3 separate regions of the Homo sapiens genome follow, and all the other regions are linked to region 1. Evidence: chromatin contacts called from ENCODE Hi-C or POLR2A ChIA-PET data. All regions are on one chromosome and are shown on one strand. Each heading gives the region's core, a stretch centred on a gene start or an enhancer-like site at or near the end of the contact. The rest is flanking DNA. Distances are from core to core; before and after follow the strand shown. Region 1 overlaps LOC105379882 (a long non-coding RNA gene). Region 2 overlaps LINC02547 (long intergenic non-protein coding RNA 2547). Region 3 has its middle 90 kb from the start of PARVA.

The links. A loop is a pair of places that touch in the nucleus more often than their neighbours do. ChIA-PET counts read pairs that join two places held with the same protein, here RNA polymerase II (POLR2A). Pooled maps may share reads with other maps.
Region 2: a map of naive thymus-derived CD4-positive, alpha-beta T cell shows a loop between it and region 1 (10-fold over the local background). The contact joins two enhancer-like sites. A Hi-C loop is called at or near these places in 8 of 168 maps with a recorded cell type or tissue (CD4-positive, alpha-beta T cell, CD4-positive, alpha-beta memory T cell, CD8-positive, alpha-beta T cell and 4 more), 2 of 37 single-sample maps with no recorded cell type and 19 of 50 pooled maps. POLR2A ChIA-PET finds 5 or more read pairs at or near these places in 3 of 52 experiments (Panc1, activated CD4-positive, alpha-beta T cell and activated T-cell).
Region 3: a map of ascending aorta shows a loop between it and region 1 (5-fold over the local background). The contact joins two enhancer-like sites. A Hi-C loop is called at or near these places in 4 of 168 maps with a recorded cell type or tissue (CD4-positive, alpha-beta T cell, CD8-positive, alpha-beta T cell, ascending aorta and 1 more) and 10 of 50 pooled maps.

Annotation. Positions count from the first base shown.
Region 1 is chr11:10,933,249-10,937,376 of GRCh38, forward strand. LOC105379882 (a long non-coding RNA gene) reads left to right here. Exons shown (of 4, transcript XR_001748122.2): 3 at 199-1,062. Among named protein-coding and RNA genes, the nearest start is that of ZBED5-AS1, 77 kb to the left of the region's middle. RefSeq lists a silencer at 3,413-3,601. Within about 2 kb of position 2,013, at least 2 of the 41 ENCODE cell types and tissues checked have a DNase peak (open chromatin) inside an H3K27ac peak, as active enhancers do.
Region 2 is chr11:12,043,062-12,047,464 of GRCh38, forward strand. The region is part of intron 1 of LINC02547 (long intergenic non-protein coding RNA 2547); the gene reads left to right. Among named protein-coding and RNA genes, the nearest start is that of LINC02547, 14 kb to the left of the region's middle. Within about 2 kb of position 1,515, at least 27 of the 41 ENCODE cell types and tissues checked have a DNase peak (open chromatin) inside an H3K27ac peak, as active enhancers do.
Region 3 is chr11:12,284,918-12,289,306 of GRCh38, forward strand. It overlaps a transcript of MICAL2 not described here. Among named protein-coding and RNA genes, the nearest start is that of PARVA, 90 kb to the right of the region's middle. Within about 2 kb of position 2,199, at least 23 of the 41 ENCODE cell types and tissues checked have a DNase peak (open chromatin) inside an H3K27ac peak, as active enhancers do.

The DNA of each region.
Region 1 (4,128 bases), core at 763-3,262:
ATCTGGGTCTCTGGGCAAAGCATGGGAATCTGTGTTTTAACTTGCTCCCCAGAGATTTCTGTTGCACCCCTTCCCTCCACCCGATCCCAGGGCTCTGTCCTGGTTCAGGCTTTATTGTGTTCAGCTGTGCTAGAATAAACACCTTTTTAATGGATCCTCCTTCAATCCTATAACCTGATTCTCCTTCAATCACCTCAGCCGAATGACATCTCTCAGAAATCTTCCCTGACTGTCCAGGCGGAATTAATGGTTCACTTCCCTGTTCCTCTATACCTTGAGCATCCCTCTACAATTGAATGCTCCTTCATTCCATTTCATTGCACCAGCATGTATCGAGGGTCTACTGTTATCTATCGCTGAAGAGAATGATTGCAAAAAACTTGAATGAACATGGAAAATGCTGATGATCAGATTTCCATTGAAAAGAAAGGTGTGCTCCTTGGGGTGGGGGTGTTGTTGTAATTGTCAGAAAATGTTTAATAAAAGAAACAGAAATAACAATAATCTTGTTAGCATAATTGTGAGTGAACTTTTGCTCTTTTTTAATTCTCAAAAATACCCTAAACATCATGTTTCACGGTCTTTACAAAAACACCACCACAGAAACAACAGAAGCCTCCGGGCCTGAGGTGTCATACTGGGTATGGCCACATGGTGTCCCTCCAGCTCAGTCTAAACCTTCCAGACTACAGTCTTCCAACAGTCTCCGCTTCGCCCAGCAGCCGGGGCTAGTCCGAGCCGAGCGAACCCTAAGCTACGGGAACCAGCTTCTTGGTGCTGTCCCAAGAGTGGAGAGGAGACAGATGAACGTTTCTCAGGCTAGAGGAAGGCGGTTTATTTGCTTCCAAGGGTTCCAGTAGACAGTTCTGACACGAAATTTCGTTGTGGAGGGAACTTTTAAGACTGTGTGAAGGGAGGGAATGGGAAGGGTTTAGATTTGCATAGTAGGTGGGCAGCTTTGTGGCGGTTGGGAGGAGGTTTGGATGACTTGAGAGAGACCAGGAAAAAAGCTGGAGTCCGGACTGAGGAACGGAAGGATACGGAGTTTTTTTGTAGGCGAGGGTAAGGGGCAGCAATGGGGTTGGAAGGAGGGGTTGGGGATGTGTTTGCACAGCAAGCATACTATTTATATCACACATCCATAAGAAAAAAGTTGTAAAGAGGCCCTTCCCCGTCAGTATTTTACTTCGGTTTTCTTGCCAATCCGGCCCCAAACTCGGAGGTTTTTTTTTTTTTTTTTTTTTTTTTTTTTTATGCCAGTCTGGCCCCAAACTCTAGCCGTTCACCTACATACTGGGAAACTGTTATGTTTTCGGTTTGATAGCAGACAGGCAAACTTTTTAGCAGCATTTGGATTTCCTGTAGGACGGTGGTTCTCAAACTGGTGCGCATGAGTGTCACCTGGAGGGCTTGTTAGAGCAGATGGCTGGGCTCCACCCCAGAGCTCCTCTTTCAGTAGGTGTTGGGTGGAGCCTGAGAATGTGCATTTTAATAATGTTCTCAGATGGTGCTGATACTGCTGGTCTGGAGAACCAACAATGTAAAGGAATTCATTTCCTAACAGGTTCTGCCAATGTTCTCTCCACCTTAAAAACCAAAAGCCAAAGAACCCCAATTCTCCCCCTGGATGATGGGTATTTGCGATTGCAGGCACTTTAAAAAGTGGTAGAACTCACCTTCTGGTTTTAGTTTAATTTTTTGTTTGTTCTAACCACTGTCATTCAACACATAATGGTTTTAGATATTTATTGTTAGCTTTTGCCTGTTTAGAATTTTTGATCTTGTTGCTATGGATGGTGTTTGCTATAAAAACCTTGATGGCTGGGGAGTGGAGTGTTCCAAAGGAAAATGCTCTTATATTCAAGTCAGTTCCTCTGCTCTTATCTGTACACCACACTGTAATCCCTAGGAAGGAGACTCTAGAGGAAAAGGGGAAGGCGGGAAGGCTCAACAGCTGGGACTGCCATAGGTTCAACCAGTCCACAGCCCTAGAGGGGTGCATGCACACAGTGGAGCTGTCTCTTCTCCTCTTAAGGGGCAGCTCTGGGCTTTGGGGTACCTGAGTCTACAGTAGGAGGGAAACGAGAACTGGTCTCAGCTCCTACAGGTACTTTGGACTTTACCTCCTCGGGTCTTATATTAGTTTCCTATTGCTGTTGTAACAAACTACCATAAATGTCATGGCTTAAAACAACTGAAGTTTATTAGCTTACAGTTCTAGACGTCAAAGTCTGAAATGGGTCTTGTTGGGGCTAAAATCGAACGCTGTGTTCCTTCTGGGGGCTCTAGGGGAGAACCCGCTCTTTGTCTTTTCCAACTTTGTTTTGTTTTGAGACAGGGTCTCCCCCTGTTGCCTGGGCCAGAGTGCGGTGGTGCAATATAGCTCACTGCAACCTTGAACTCCTGGGCTCAAGCACTTCTCCTGCCTCAGCCTCCTATGTAGCTAGGACTATAGGCACACGCCACTATATCTGGCTAATTTTGTTTTTTATTTTTCGTGGAGATAGGGTCTTGCTGTGTTGCCCAGGCTGGCCTCAAACTCCTGGCCTCAAGCAATCCTCCCGCCTCAGCTGGGATTACAGGCACAAGCCACTGTGCCCAGCCCATTTCCAACTTTTAGAGATTGCTTGCATTCCTTGGCTCCTGGACACATTACCCTGATTTCTGCTTCTATCACCACCTCTCCTTTTCTGACTCTGAGCCTCCGGTCTTTCTTTTAAAAGGGCCCTTGTAATTACACTGGGCCCATTTGGATAGTCCAGGATACTCTCCCCATTTTAACTTAATTCCATCTGCAAAGTCCCTTTGCCACATAAGGTAACATGTTCATAAGGTCTGGGGATCAGGATGTGGACTTCTTTGCAGGGGGTGAACTGTAATACTCATTTATAAAGTATACTCATAAAGAATTGAAAATACAGTTCAGACAATAGAAGAGAAACATAATAAACATTTCCTTCCATTTAAAAAATAGTTTTTACATAGTTATACTGTATATACAACTTGAGATCCTGGTATTTCAATTAAATATTGTGTCTAAATATATTCTAAATTATATAAAATGTGCTAAATTATACTAAATATAGTCTATATTAATATACACAGCGAACATTTTTACTGACTACATAGTTGAGTGACTATACCATATTTTACCTAAGCCTTCCCATAATTTTGGAAATGTAAATCATTTTAATTTTTAAATATAAATAACTCTATGATAAATACTTTTGCTCGTAAGGATTTTTATGTTTGTAAGTTTTTCCTTGGGATAGGCTCCTGGATGTGGAGTCACTGGATCAAAGGCTTTTACACAAAATGTTTTTCAAAGGGTTTATATTAATTTTCAGAACCACCAAGTTCTGAGAATTAGGATGTGAATATCTTTGGTGTCATTATTCTGCCTACCACAGGCCTCAAGTTTCTCCTTGGTAGAATGGTAATATAATCACTATTCCCCAGGCAGCTGAGAAGATTAAAGGCACTCATATCTCTGAAGAAAGCTTGGTAAGCAGTGAAGACCTGCACATGTGGTAGTTATTGCTCTCGTGACCTGAGCTTACCTGGTGGGCAGGTTGGGAAAGGGGCTCATGCCCATGACTCAGTTATACCACACTACAGCCCTGATACTTGAGAGACAGTGTGTGTGCGTGTGTGTGTGTGTGCTTGTGCATAGGGTATGGGGTGGGAACAGTTTTCTAAGCAGCAGCCACTTGCTTACAGAAAGGCCCAGCAAACCTATGGAAAACTGTCTGGAACTGTGGTTCACCACCCTCACTGTGCATCAGAATTACTCCATGAGTTTTTAAGAAGCACAGGTTCCCTGAGTTCCATACCCGAGTGATTCTGGTTCAGTTAGTCCAGGTGGAGCTCAGTCTTCATGTTTTACCAAAGTTCCCCAGGTGATTGTGATGCAATAGAGATTAAAAAAACTCTGACCTAGGCCATCTATGGGAAGCCTGGGGAACAAAACCTGGGAAAAGCTGGAATGGGTTCATGGCAAACGCAAGACGTATAGATGGCTTTAAGAGGCAACAAGGGCTATTACCCCTCCCTGTCTCTCAGCTCTGTGGCCCAACTATTAACCCAGAAAAATTACCCAGTGGATGCTGGTTGAGGAGCTCTGGCTTT
Region 2 (4,403 bases), core at 265-2,764, 1.1 Mb after region 1:
CATGTCATGATTATTTATTCATTCAATGAATGTTCAGAATCCTACAATATACCAGCTGTAATGCCTCATCATGAAATGTAAAACTGAAGAAAGCGGGGTTCTATTCTCAACGAGGGAGCCTCTGCCCTCACTTTTCTTTTTCATCACTTGAGCACCAATACCGAGCAGCCTCGTCTGTTTTTTTTTGCTTGTTTGTTTCCCCCCTGACATAGCATAAACTTAACTCTAGACGATTGTGTAGGATTGCTGCTGGAGTCCTGGATGCTAGTCTTTTATTTTATTTTTTAGTGACACTCACTCACTTTGTGTCCTAAAGCAAGCCCAGTTCCGTCTCTGTGCCTTGGTCTCGCCTCAGACAAATGGGGTATCCATTTGCCCTGCCAAACTCTAAGGGGTATTGTGAGGGCCAGACAGGGCAACAGATGCTGAAAGCATTTGAAATGAACAGAGCTGTGTAGAAGTGTCAGGCAGTACTCTTCCTGTGCCCCGGGTCACCGTAACTTGAAGAGCATCTGGACATATGTCAGAGAAAATAAAAACTGTTTTTGTTTCTCAGTGAAAATACCTGCCTTTTGAGACTTTCATTTAAAATGAAAACATTCCAAAGTAGTATGTGATCTTGAACAAGTCATTTTCCTCTCTGAGTCTCAGTTTATTCTCCTATAAAATAAGCCAGTGAGACTAGATGGATACATTTCAAATTCTGCTCTAGAAAATTCTTCACTGGGAAGAGATTCTTTTATCCCCACATCTGCAACCAGAACCACCATATATTTTTCAAATTTTACCCTCATTTTACTTATTTGGCTTCTATGTGAGGTCTTTTTGGTTTTCTTTTTCTTTTAAAGTGAAAGTAAGTTTATTAACAAAGTAAGAAAATAAAAGAATGGCTACTCCATAGTCAGGGCAGTGGCTTCTGTTTTGTTTTGTTGTTTTTCCTAAATAAAAATCCTAAGGCTAAAACAAAAAAAGAAAACCAGAACACGGCTAGATCACCTGTAGGGCCATTCTTCCCGGCCTTCGTGTCTGCACACGGAAGACCCACGTGCTTTCTGCTTAACGTGTGTGCATTCCTCTTGTATGTGTCAGGCGTGCACGAGGCCTCTCAGGACAGAATTCCTTTGCAGGGGGATTGACAATGAGTCATAACCTGCTTGACTTTTAAGTGTGCACTCAGAGATGACCATTTTTTATAGCAGAATTCCCGAGTCTAAACAACCTTTGGCAGCTGAAGACTGAGAATGAAATTCACCAACCAGTCCAGGGAAAACCTCTTCCAAAAGCTGTAATATTTTTGTTGGATGCAGGTGTGACCCGTGGTCTTGCCGTGGGGGAAGGGAATGGCTGTGGGAACAGTGCCACCTTGTGGCCATTTTTATGAGCAGACACTACCCAGTGCTGAGCTGAGGGCTGGTTCCTGGATGGTTACACTCCTGAAGAGGGACTTTCATTTTGGGATTGGGAAGGGGCCCAGAGATACACTGAGACCAGAGCCAGTCCCCACCTGGCAGCAAGCTCAGCTGCCTGAGTCAGAAGCCCTTCTCCAAAGTTACCACACTCCTGAGGCCCAGGAAGGCTGCCAGGCTGGGCGTGTGGTTATTGGGAGGGTCATGTGGCTGTCACTAGCAGGAACGTGTCTGGATATGGGAGTGGGAGGCAGAGTCTGAGAGGAGACAGAACAAATTTCACAATGGCCATGGCTGAGCCCCAGTTGGGAAGACGGTGACCCAGGAAGTATGCAAAGTGGTGGCAGGAGGGTGGTGTCCTCTTGTCTAGAAACCCAGGAGGCCTACAAAGCAGAGAGGACTCTACCTGTCCCCTCACCCCTGACCGTAGCCTGGGGCCTAAATGAGCCCTCCTACTCTCCGCCTTGCTGCCACGCCACCATCCCTGGCACAGGGTTCCTGGGAGGACAAAACGAGATGGATGAGGCTTAACACAGCATCTGGTGCGTGGGAAGCCCTCAGACATCCCTGTGCCTGTCCCCTCCCTCTCCTACTCTGTGCACTAGACATTGGAGTGACAACAATGAACCCAGCACAGCTGCTGTCAGAACTCACAGGCTGGCTGGGCGTGATGGTGCACACCTGTAATCCCAGGACTTTGGGAGGCTGAGATGGGAGGATCGCTTCGGTCTGGGAGTTGGAGACTAGCTTAGGTAACATATGGAGATTCCGTTGTTACAAAAGATAAAAAACAATCAGCCAGGTGTGGTGGCACGCTCCTATAGGTTCAGCTACTCAGGAAGCTAAGGTAGTGATCACTTGAGCCCAGGAAGATGAGGCTGCAGTGAGCTGTGATCACACAACTGCACTCCAACCTGGGTGACGGAGTGAGACCCTGTCTCAAAAAAATAAAAAATAAGAAGGACAGGTGTGGTGGCTCATGCCTGTAATCCCAGCACTTTGGGAGGCTGAAGTGGGAAGATTATTTGGAGTCAGGAGTCCAAGACTAGCCTAGGCAACTTAACAAGACCCTGTCTCCACAAAAAAATATAAAAATTAGCCAGGCATGGTGGTGTGCCCTGTAGTCCCAGCTACTCAGGAGGCTGAGGTGGAGGATTGCTGGAGCCCAGGAGTTCAAGACTGCAGTGAGCCATGATTATGCCACTGCACTCCAGCCTAGGGGACAGAGTGAGACCCTGTCTCAAAAAAAAAAAAAAAAAAAAAGGTAAAAAGAAACACCATAAAAATAAATTTAATAATAATACATTTAATAAGATATATCCAATATCTTGTCATTTTAAAATGTAATTAAAATAAAATTCAGTAATTAAAATTCATCAACTTCCCTAAGAGCTGGAAAATTAATGAAATATTTTATATTCTTGTTTTCTATGCTGCTTGAAATTCTGTGTGTATTTTACACCCACAGCACATCTCAATTTGGACTCACCACATTTCAAGCCCTAAATAGCCACATGTGGCTAGTGGCTACTGCACGGCACAGCACAGGGCTGGTGCAAGGAAAGGCGCTCACACACATATACACAATACACACACATACACAAATACACACACACACACATATCCACACACATACAAACACACACATGCACATACACACACATGCACACACACACACAAACATATATACACACACACATATACACACCCAGAGGTCAGTAAGTTACTGGTCAGTAACTTTATAAGGGGCACAAAGTTGATGGGTGATATGGTTGGGCTCTCTGTCCCCACCCAAATCTCATCTAGAATTGTAATCCCCACGTGTGGAGGAAGGGACTTGGTAGGAGGTGATTGGATCATGGGGGCTGTTTTCCCCCTTGCCATTCTAGTGATAGTGAGTTCTCATGAGATCTAATGGTTTAAAAGCGTGTGGTAGATTCCCTTGCTCTCTGTCCTGCCACCATGTGAAGAAGGTCCTTGCTTCCTCTTCGCCTTCCGCCATGATTGTTAGTGTCATGAGGCTTCCCAGTCATGCTTCCTGTTAAGCCTGTGGAACTGTGAGTCAGTTAAACCTCTTTTCTTTATAAATTACCCCGTCTCAGGCAGTTCTTTACAGCAGTGTGAAAATGGAGTAATACAGTGGGGGAGGCTAACTTGGACTGGGAAGGTAAGAAAAGTCCTCTTGGAGGAGGTGGTGTTTAAACCTGGCTGGCTGGCTGCATGAGACTTGAAAGTGAAGCGATGGGGAAAGGCTGGAGGGTGGGAGAGGGGTTGGCCTGTCCATGCACCATCCAGGCACCTTCTGATAGAATGAGAGTGAGTGAACTATAGCTCTCAAGCCAAACTCTGCCTGCCACCTGTGTCTGTATGCCCTAAGAGCTAAGAATGGTTTTCACATTTTCTTTTAGACAGGGTCTTGTTCCAGTGCCCAGGTGGGAGTGTAGTGGCATGATCTCGGTTCACTGCAGCCTTGATCTCTGGGGCTCATTCGATCCTCCTACCTCAGCCTCCTCACCTCAGCAGCCTCACCACCTCCCTCATCTCCACTCAACCTCTCCACTCCAGCCACGCTGACCGCTTTAATGCCCTGGTGATCACCCTCCCCTTCTCCTCCAGGGCTTTCCCTGGCTGCCCCCTCCACTGCAAAGTCCTTTCCTATCTCCTCTCTCCCTGTGGCCAACTCCTCCACTTCAGAGACCAGCCTTGACTTCACATCCTCTCCTGCTTCCCAGTTACCTCCAAAAGGGCCTCTGCCAAGCCATCCTCTCTGGTTTCTCTCTGAAAATCCAGGGTTGGCACAGTGTGAAGAGTGCACAGGGGCCTAGAGGCCTGGGCTCTGGAATGCTCCCGTTTCCAGACTCAGCTGCCTCCCCTGCCTCTTCCCCAGGGCTGCCAGTAAAGTGCCTTTTCCCTGCAGGAAAAAGAGCTGCCCCAGTTGGGCCTGGAAAAAGGGCAGGCATTCCCTCACTTGGCTGGCCAGGGGGGCTGGAAGTCTTT
Region 3 (4,389 bases), core at 949-3,448, 1.4 Mb after region 1:
CTCCTTGCCTGCTGCCTAGACTGAGCTGATTTCTCAAGACAGGGGAATTGCGATAGAAAAAGAGTTTAATTTACACAGAGCTGGCTGTACAGGAGACCAGAATTTTATTATTACTTAAATCAGTCTCCCTGAAAACTCGGGGATCAGGATTTTTAAAGATAATTTGTTGAGAAGGGGTTCGGAAAATGGGGAGTGCTGATTGGTCAGGTCAGAGATGAACTCATAGGGAGTCAAAGCTGTCCTCTTGCACTGAGTCAGTTCCTGAGTGGGGGCTAAAAGACCAGATGAGCCAGTTTATCAATCTAGGTGGTGCCAGTTGAACCTCTGAGCGCAGAGTCTGCAAAATATCCCAAGCACTGATCTTAGGCTTTACAATAGTGATGTTAGCCTCAAGATGCAATTTGGGAAGGTTCGGAATCTTGCAACTTCCAGCTGCATGACTCTTAAACCACAATTTCTAATCTTGCGGCTAATTTGTTAGTCCTGCAAAGGCAGTCTTGTCCCCAGGCAGGAAGGGGGTTTGTCTGGGGAAAGGGCTGTTATCGTCTTTGTTTCCAAACTAAACTATAAACTAAGTTCCTCCCAAAGTTAGTTCAGCCTACGCCCAGGAATGAACAAAGACAGGGTGGAGGTTAGAAGCAAGAGGGATTGGTTAAGTCAGATCTCTGTCACTGTCATAATTTTCTCAGTTATAATTTTTGCAAAGGCATTTTCACAAATGGAGTAAGGGAAAGAGAGGAGCTGAAGGAGCTGGTCTTGAGGAAGGAAAGCCCCCAGGTAGTAATTGTCACCTGTGCTCCACAGCCTGGCTGCTAAGAAAGAGTTCCACTGTGAGACCTGGCAGGGAGTGGAATATCTAGGACTGTTTCTAGACAGAAAGAAAGACAGAGGGCTGGGCTAGCTGGGCCTTGGATTTAGGGTCCTGGATTCAGACCCTCCCTGCGTCCATCTCCCACACCCACATCATGCCCTTGGGCTTCCTTTCCGTTCATGCTTCCTGGCCCTGCCTGTGTGCACATTCAGATGTTCACCGTCCCCATCCTTTCTCTCCAGCAGTGATGGAGGCGCAGGGGCCTGAAGCCTGGGAATGCATCTGCAGGCCTTGCCTGGGAACAGGGAACACGTGGACCCCACTGCCCACTCTCACACCCTAAGTGACCAAGACCTGTTTTTCTTCTGCATGTGATGTTCATTTTGCTCAGCTAATCCTCAAGGCCCAGCTGGCAGAGGGGTCTTCCACAGGAAGTACAGTGTCCCGCAAATATGTTTCCCTTGGAACCAGGCCAAGGGAGGGCCACAGCAATGATGGTCCACAGCCTCAATTAAACCTGGTTTCCAAAGGGTTTGGGGGGCTCTGTGGGGAAAGGGGAGGCAGAGAGTAGAACTTCCTGCAGCTTCCTGGCTTCAATCAGAGCAGCTCCAGTTTTTAATGTATTACATATATGGAACATTGATGGCCCGTGATGACCTTAGCTTTAAATAACTGTTCTGACATGAATGAATATGTGCATGTACGTATGTACACATGCATGTATAAATATGTCTACACATATGCATATACGCATAGATGCATGTAGATGCTCACTGATGATCTTAGTAATGATGGTTCATAATTTGAGGCATTCTCTGAGGGTGGTACCTGTCCCATAGCAGGGTCTCAAATATTTGATGCCAGGTGTGGTGGCTCATGCCTGTAACCCCAGCACTTTGGGAGGCCGAGGTGGGAGGATCACTTGAGCCCAGGAGTTTGAGACCAACCTGGGCAACACAGTGGGACCCTGTCTCTATAAAAAATAAAAATTAAAAAATTATCTGCGTGTCGTGGTGCATGCCTATAGTCCCAGCTACTCGGGAGCCTGAGGTGGGAGTATCATTTGAGCCCGAGAGGTCGAGGGGGCAGTGAGCCATGACCCCACCACTGCACTCCAGCCTGGTGACAAGCAAACAAAAACACAAAAATATTTGATGTGTGAACAAATGAAAAGTTTGGTAGAGTGTGTTGTGGGGACAGCAGTATGGTGTGAGGGAAGGAGAGAGTTCAGTCTATTATAATCATTAGTCTATTGACTTGTGGTAATTGAGCTATAGGAGATAAATTCCTACTTACTCTACACATTTAATGGACTCTTCCTCCCACCCCATCTTCCCTGTCCCTTTCTTTTTCCACAGCAGCTCTGCAACGGGCCAATAGCTTCCAGTCTCCAACCCCAAGCAAATACCAGAACTGGAGGAGAGAATTCTGGTGGAGTGAGTCACTAGCTCTCTGGGGGTGGGAGGCTGGGGCTGGGCAGAAGATCTCTGGTTAATTCTCAGGGGCAGCCGTTCTCATTCCTTACATGGTATCTCTCTGGCATGGCCTCCTGGTTGTCAGAGGCAAGAAATAAAATATAAGCTTGACTTTATTTCCACTGCTGACTAGAGGGAGCCTTTTCCAAGGGACTCAAGATCTTCCCATCCCCCTCCACCCCACCCCTGGCTCAGGAATTATGGAGCCTTAGGATTCTACAGTTTCACCCAGACAGGGCCTTAGCCATCATTGCCTCTAAGCTTTTTGAAATACAGATGAGTAAACTGAGGTTCAGGAACTCTATGATTTGATTCTGTACACTGGAGTGAGACTGGGCCATCAGATTAACGGCCTCACACAAAACAGGATGCTACACACAGACACCCACACATCCACACACACACACATGCACACGCACACACACTCACACCCCTACACATACACACACATACACACCTGCTCCTTTTTCTGAGTCACCCTTGGTCCCAGTGTCCTGGGGAAGAGCAGGGCTGTGGCAGGTGCTGAGGCGGCAGGCCCTGCCAGGGGGCGCAGTGAACACGCACAGTCTCACAGCATCTAGGCAGGCCGGGGATCCAGGGACTGCAGCACTCACTGAGCAGAGTTACCTCCTCAGGCCCTGAGCGAGGGGCAGAGACTCTTCATCCAGTTCCAGGCTCATCGCTGCCTTCCACCTCCCCCCACACCCACTCCCTCTCCAGCCTCACCCTAGGAGAGGAGGACCCAGAAAGGCCTTGGCTTAGACAGGGGTTTCTACCAAGAAACGTTGTTGCAGTTGGAACTGAGCCCTGGTCTTCCTTCCTTCTGAGTCAAGGCTCCCAGCCAGTGAGTCATTCCCCCACCATCCCCAGACGCACCACCGTCACACCAGGTCAGGCTGGGACAGGGGCACCTTGGGAGCAGGACCCAGGGCTGCACTCTTGGGCAGGCCACTTCATCTGAGGACAGCCTAGAGTCACTCCTGAATCCTCTGACAGCCCCCAGCGGCGACAGCAGAGGGCAGAGGAGCTAGCATTGCCACACATGGGTCATCGCCTTTACTGCCCTGCTCTGGCCCTCCCCAAGTCCCTGGAAGCCTGCTGCCCAGGCCCGGACTATATGAGTGTAGGGTCCATCCCAAGGCTTCCAGCCCACTCTACTGTGTGCCACCAGTGTGGGGGATCAGTCCCTCCTCAGGAAGCTCCCAGCCTGGGGTGAGAGCAGGGAGGCTGGTGGGAGACCCTCCCAATAGGGCTGGGTCGCTGGGGGAGGTGCAGGAGCAAGAGGACTGCTGAGCAGCCCCATGGTGTCTGGGATGGGCCTGGGAAACTCAGCCTTTAGTTATCAAGGAGTATTGCACAGCGTTTCTCGAGAGTATACAAAAGCTGCTTTGAGGGCAGGGCTTGAGTTTTGATCATTTCAATCAGCCTAGTGTCTAGCATGGTCTGGCCCGGAGGAGGAACCCAATCCTTGTTTGCTGAATCAATGAATGAAGTAAGGAACCAAGGAGCGAGCTGGCTGGACTGCGTACAAAGGGAGGACATGGATTCAGGCCTGCTCAGGCTGCCGCCCCTAGAGGGCGCTCCAAGACTTTGAGGGGGATTTGAGCCTTGCAAAACCTCCAAGTTCTGGGAAGCTGCACCATGGAGTCCCAGTCTCCCGAAAATCCCCAGAGCTGAAAGCCACGAGAGCCATCTTTTTTATTGTCTTTACTTTGCCCAAAAGAAAACCTCAGGGAGCAGGGCTGGCATTGCCATTGGGAGCAGAATGCATGGTACCATCCCTCCTGTCCAGAGGCATTACTGCCCCATCACAGCTGGTTCTGGCCCCAAGCCCCAGGTGGGAGGGCCGGAGGGGATATGTGGCTGCCCTGGGCACCCTCCCCAGCTGATCATGCTGCCAGATGACCTCTAGGATCTACGAGAAAGGTTGCTGCTGCCAGAGGGCCCAGAGAGGAGGTAGCACAAGCGCCTGACCCAGAGGCAGCCTGGATGCTGAAACTCAGGCGCTGGTGTGCGCATCAGCCTCCTTCGCACAAAACAACCCTAAGGGCCAGCTGCACGTGTGACTGAGACCCCTGCAGAAGGCAAGGCAGCCCCCGGTGG